2 separate regions of the Homo sapiens genome follow, and region 1 is linked to region 2. Evidence: read pairs that join two places in POLR2A ChIA-PET (ENCODE). Cell type or tissue: OCI-LY7. All regions are shown on one strand. Links, peaks and the distances in the headings refer to the core of each region. The heading gives the core; the rest is flanking DNA.

Region 1 (2,919 bases), core at 206-2,705, 520 kb before region 2:
AGCTATGAGTTCCCATCTTCCAGTTTTTCTGGCTATTTTGATCCTGTGTGCTGGCCTCCCAGGGCAATGGGCATCTTGGGAGAGATTACCATCTTTGATGGTCAGTCCTGATAGAGAAAAACAACTTACCATTGTCCTGAACTGAGGCCTGTGCTTTAGTTTCCTTACTCCAAAGTGTGTAAGTACTGTTTTCCATGTGGGTCTGTATGATGCCAATCTCCACTCCACACTGCTCCACTGCATTCTGAGTTAGAAACCCTGGCACTGCTGATTGCTCTCTGGCACTGGTTCATTCATCTTCAAAATCAATACTGGGTGCTATGCTATAGGCCTTGGTCATCTACCATGATCAGGACCATAAGCAAATAACACATCAGAGGAGAAGCTAACATAGGTGGATAAACTTATTTTGAAGTCCATGTGACATGGAAGAAACAGACCAGAGAGCAATGGCCTGTTGAACCAGACAGCCAGACAAGCACCCCATTTCAACTGCACCCAGCAAACAACACCCCCCGTGCTCACTGTATACAGTCAGGTGGGGTGTTGGATGCTTGAAATCAGAGGAAAGGAACAATACATGAGGACGAAAAGTCAGAGCCAGGGAAGCTAGAAAGCACCATTCAAGTATGAGGTCTCCCCTTCTTAAGGAGTTTATAATCTAACAGGGAGGCAGACAGGTCCACGAATAACCCTGGTGAGGGTCAGTGCTCTAAGGGATACAAAGCAATATGGCACACGGAGGGAAAGAAAATCCAGTAAGACTTCATGGAAGAAGTAGCATAACTGGATGTGAGCCACGGTAGAGGCTAGAAAAATGGTGAGAGCACAGATAGGCAGGAACAGCATGGACCAGTGGGCAGAAAGGGCAGAACAGTGGATAATGAGAGTGTCAGTTCAGTTCCTGTGCCCTGCAGCATAGCAGGTAGGAAAGAGACCCGGCGGGGTAAGAGGCTGAGAAGTGGTGGCCCTGGATTTGGAACATCCCAGCTTGGTACTTCCCAGATGTGGGGCCTTGGGCAAGTCATTACACCTTCCTGAACGTCAGTTTCATCACTTGCAAAACTGCAGCTTCCCAGGGAGGTCTGTGGATTAAATGCAGTATCTGTATGAAAAGCAGTTGGCACACTGTCCTCCCTGGGGAGAACACACCTGACTACAAAAGGAGTCATCATAGCAGCAGAAGCAGCTGTTCTGTTTCTTAATGCCCGGTGCCTGCCAGGCTCTGTGCTCGGCCCTTTAGACATGTTCTGCCTTGCTCAAATGCTCCTCAAGGTGGATCCAACAGGCTCTGCTCTCCCCACCGCCTGACTGTGCTCAGATGGAGGGCTAAGGGAGGAGCTGACCGGAGGTCAATCCTATAACAGATCCTAGTAGGAAGGGATGAGCATTCGGGTAAGAGCTACGAGGGCTACGGCAGCTGCAGAGGGAAGGGAAGGATGGACACCAGGAACACAGCAGAAGTTTCATCAACTCCTGGACGGGAGTCAAGGAGATGGAAGAGGGGAGGGAAGGCCAAGAACAAAAGATGGAAATCAAGATGGGGAAAGGGGGAAGCCAGAAAGACAACCAAGGGAAGGAGAAGTGAGTTTCAGATCTCCCTTAGCAACCAGGACCAGTCCAACTGGTAGTCAGAAACCACCTGGGGCTGGAGAGAGAAGACAAGCTCCACAAAAGAATACAGTAACAGCTCAAAGCAGGACAACAGACAAGATTCACTAAGTGAGAAGACTGAAGACAAACCCTTAGAGAACATCTGCATTTAGGGACACGAACAGGGAAAACAAGTGACAGTAACAAAAAGCAGGCCAGGTACAGTGGCTCACGCCTCTAATTCCAGCACTTTCGGAGGCCAAGGCGGGCAGATCACCTGAGGTCGGGAGTTTGAGACCAGCCTGGCCAATATGGCAAAACCCCATCACTACTAAAAAAAAAAAAAAAAAAAAAAAACACACACACACACACAAATTAGCCAGGCGTGGTGGTGGGAGCCTGTAATCCCAGCTACTCGGGAGGCTGAGGCTGGGAAAATTGCTTGAACCCGGGAGGCAGAAGTTGCAGTGAGCCAAGATCATGCCACTGCACTCCAGCCTGGGTGACACAATGATACTCCATCTTGGAAAGAAAGAAAATAATAATAACAAAGAGCAAAAGGTGTAACAGAGAGGAAGAAACCCAGGTGGTTAGAAGGAGGTCTACTGGTGGGGTCAACTGCTGTGGAGATGCCAAATGAGATGAGGACGACAGAGACCAGGGAGCCTCCAGAGATCTCAGAAAGCACAGCTCCCACCAGGCCAGAACTTACAGTGGCCCACGTAATTAAGCAGGCACTTCACTTACATATAATTAACTGCTTCCCTTCCTGGACTTGCCCAGTGGAAGCAAAGTGGGTTTAATTTGCTGCCTTTTTGGAGAGGCCATGGTCAAGGCAGAATGAGGAATTTTGAGTGCCACAATTAACTCAGAAGAAAATGCCACTGAAGGGTAGAGATTTTGGCCATTCTACTACTAGGACACAATGTGAACCTCCAGGAATCTACCTGTCAGAGAACTCTAACTTGTGAGTGCTAGAGATCAAAGTAATTAACGCAAGAATAAGGCTCTCCCCAGCAATTCCAAGAGGACATGCCAACAGAATTGCACCACGGGACCACAGAGGTGTAATTGTCTCCCCGTAACCACACAATCCCTCATGCCTCGCCGCAGCCTCGCCTCTGTGGGAAGACCCTGAACACAGCCTCGCCACAGGTTACAGCCCCAAGGCAGCCAAGAAAATGCACTTGATCATGTGAGGTCCCTTTATTTAAAAAAAAAAAAAAAAAAAAAAAAGAATTATGGTACAGGGAAGGATTAACACAGCAAAGTGAACGAGGTTCTCTCACCAGTTTTTTAAAACAGGAAGACACAGACATAATGTTT
Region 2 (2,919 bases), core at 259-2,758:
TTAATTTACATTTCCATCAACAGTGTAAAAGGTTTTTCTCTTCTCCACATCCTTGCCAACACTTCTTATTTGCTTTTTTGGTAATACCCATCCTAACTAGCATGAGGTAATATCTCACTGTGGTTTTAATTTGCGTAACTCTGATAATTAGTGACGTGATTATTGAGCATATTTTCATATATCTATTGGTCAAGTGTACATCTTTTTGGGAAAACGTCTATTCATTTTCTTTGCTCATTTTTTAATCAGATTTTGTTATTTCATTATTGAGTTGTAGGCACACTCTAACATACATTGGACATGAACCCTTTATCAGTGTATATGATTTGCAAATACTTTCTTCCATTCCATAGGTTTCTTTTTCATTTTGTCGATCGTTTCTTTTGCTGTGCAGAAGGTTTTTACTTTACCTGACAATTTTCAACCCATCTTTTAAGGTTCTGCTCAGGTATTTCCTGTCCCGAGAAACTCCCCCACGTTTTCTTCCCTTGTTGTTGTTGGGTTCCCTTCCCAAGGAACAGCATCCTGAGCTCTCCCATGGCCAACAAAGTCATACGCACTGCTTCTCCTGAAATACTTCCAGTATATGCTTGGTGTCCTATGCAGTTTTTCGCACTTGTCCCACATGTTTTATTTTTCTACATAATACTGTTAGTGAAGATTGCATTAAAATAATTGGAGTAAGTTTGGTAGATGTCCACTTTGTACTTCCAGCTTCTACCATGGTCTGGTCTGCAAGTATGTAAGATGTATGAGCAGGGAACAAGGTTCTCACTTTCATGCATGCTTAAATCTGAAAGATGATCAGCAATAACTTGTCTTTTTTATTGAGATTTTCTAGATGAAGCTGAAACATGTGAGAGCTAACATTTCCCTTTGAAGGGCTGGCTGCTGATAAAATGAAGTATATATAACTCCTAGTCTTGGAAGGTGGTGGGAAATGGATTCCACACTGCTGCTCCTGCCAGAAATTTGGTGTGCCTACCAGTTGTGTCTTGGCCAGTTTAGTGGCCTGAAAGTTGCACAAAGCTACCAGGCTTCCAGTCAGTATAGCCTAGAAAATGAAAAGAAATGATACATTTGGTGCCTGTGTAAAGTATGTGGGAATTAAAAGCCCTGTGATAAGTGTATAATGAGAAAACTGAATACTCTCCTTCATTTATAAAATGGGATAAAATCTCAACTATTTTATTATTTGGTGACATTTTTATTTGGTAATAAATGTTTTCAGCAGCAGCTGAATAAAACAAAAAAAAGTGCATGTTAAATGAAAAACTAAGTACTGAATTTCCATGTAATAAGAAATCTGGCCAATATGTAACTTGTAAATGATAGTAAATGTTTGATGACATTTACTATCCAACATGGGGGGTCCTGGTGATATCACTAACCACGTGAAAACCAGACCCTAATCTACTAAAGAAGCACCAGCTTCTACCTCACACATCAGAACTGTTTTAAGAATGCCGTGCCCCTAAACAGTTTCACTTGTGCAGCTGCAGAAGGTGTGTTTACATATCATCCTGTGAAGCATGACTTTTCATCTAGATCAAACAATAATTCTTTAAATTAATTTTGACTATTCTTATTCCAAGTCCGTACATACAAAAAGTGAACTGATACCTGCACATGTGATGGCTACATTAGCAAAAGAGCTGCCACATAGCTGTATGAAGCCCTTTGCTATTAGAATCCTGATACTTCAGATTATCAGCTAGTTCCAATGAAGATTTTTTTTTTTTCATACAAGTCATGAAATCAAAGTAAAACTTTTGGAAGCTTATTCTCAGGTAAAACGTCTGACATTGTTGGGACTGCTGCTATAAATTCAGTTCAAAAGTTCCATATTGTTCAAAAGGTCAATATTGAAGACATGTTTTTATAGTAGTAATAGGAATACAAAATTTTGGGGGAGCACAGGTTCATGGAAAAATAATGTTCTTACTAAATTCATAAAGTAACAGACCAGAACTTGGAAGTGATTGTGGGCACATAATTCATAAATGTGTCCAATCCACTGTGATTGATATTCCACTAAAGGAAATAGAAACTATCATCATCAAAAATTACAAATATTTCTACATATAAGGTAACTATAGTATGAAATTCTTGTGGCAGAGCTTATATGAAGTATCCAACCACCCTCTACACCCCAATAAAACACCAGTATCAATCAAATGAAAAAACCTCATGCATCAACAATAACAATAGAAACTTCAGCTTGGGCGTACACATTTTCTGTTGCTCATCAGTAATCTGATTTTAGAAACATTTGAGCCTTTAAATAACTACTTGGCAAATCAGCCTACGCCTTTTGAAATAATTCTTTAAATGTTGGTTGCATTTTGATGAAAATTAATTGGAATATTTTGATAAATTATTCAATAAATGGAGTACAAAAATTTCAGGTTGTGGAGCTTTTTATGAATTACAATTATCTAAAACGAGCTTACTTAGGGACAATTTGAAATTGTTTCTACCAGATCGAGGGGGGAAATTAACAAATTAAACTGTGGGAGCTCAGAGGTATATGCTACCTTGACTTGTGGGAAGGATCTTTTGATGAAGTTTCTACTTTTAATTGGATCAATTTCTATTCTGTACTGAAATGGAATATAATTAAAAGTCCTTCAATTTTACAACATTTAACTTGGGTGAAACATTCAAAAGAATAATCTTAGGTAGAAATTATTTGACAAGCTGTATTTTGTAATATCTGATGGGGTATCTTGTAAAAATATTTGTTGAATAAAGATAAATGGGGGCCAAATACATACCCTGTAAAGTTATTCAGGCTGAAATATTAACACAATTCAATATAAAAATGTTAAAATTGAGAATACTCCCCATTTAGCCGCATTTGCTCTTAGCTTACTAAATAATTCAGCATCTGTAGAGAGAGTATTTTCTCAACTAAAA

Evidence for each region. ChIA-PET counts read pairs that join two places held together with the same protein. Peaks named below come from ENCODE experiments on the same cell type or tissue, not always from the same donor. Only the 100,000 strongest peaks of a DNase experiment are listed, where the experiment ranks them.
Region 1: POLR2A ChIA-PET joins it to region 2 with 8 read pairs; 2 of 35 experiments call an interaction of 5 or more read pairs at or near these places.

What each region holds. Positions count from the first base shown.
Region 1 is chr7:21,913,710-21,916,628 of GRCh38, forward strand. The region is part of intron 2 of CDCA7L (cell division cycle associated 7 like); the gene reads right to left. Among named protein-coding and RNA genes, the nearest start is that of CDCA7L, 31 kb to the right of the region's middle. In OCI-LY7, for the core only: no CTCF peak of the experiment used is centred there; a DNase peak (open chromatin) is centred at 1,152; H3K27ac peaks cover 1,743 bases.
Region 2 is chr7:22,437,702-22,440,620 of GRCh38, forward strand. The region is part of intron 4 of STEAP1B (STEAP family member 1B); the gene reads right to left. Among named protein-coding and RNA genes, the nearest start is that of STEAP1B, 61 kb to the right of the region's middle. In OCI-LY7, for the core only: no CTCF peak of the experiment used is centred there; a DNase peak (open chromatin) is centred at 1,500; H3K4me3 peaks cover 2,053 bases; H3K27ac peaks cover 2,500 bases.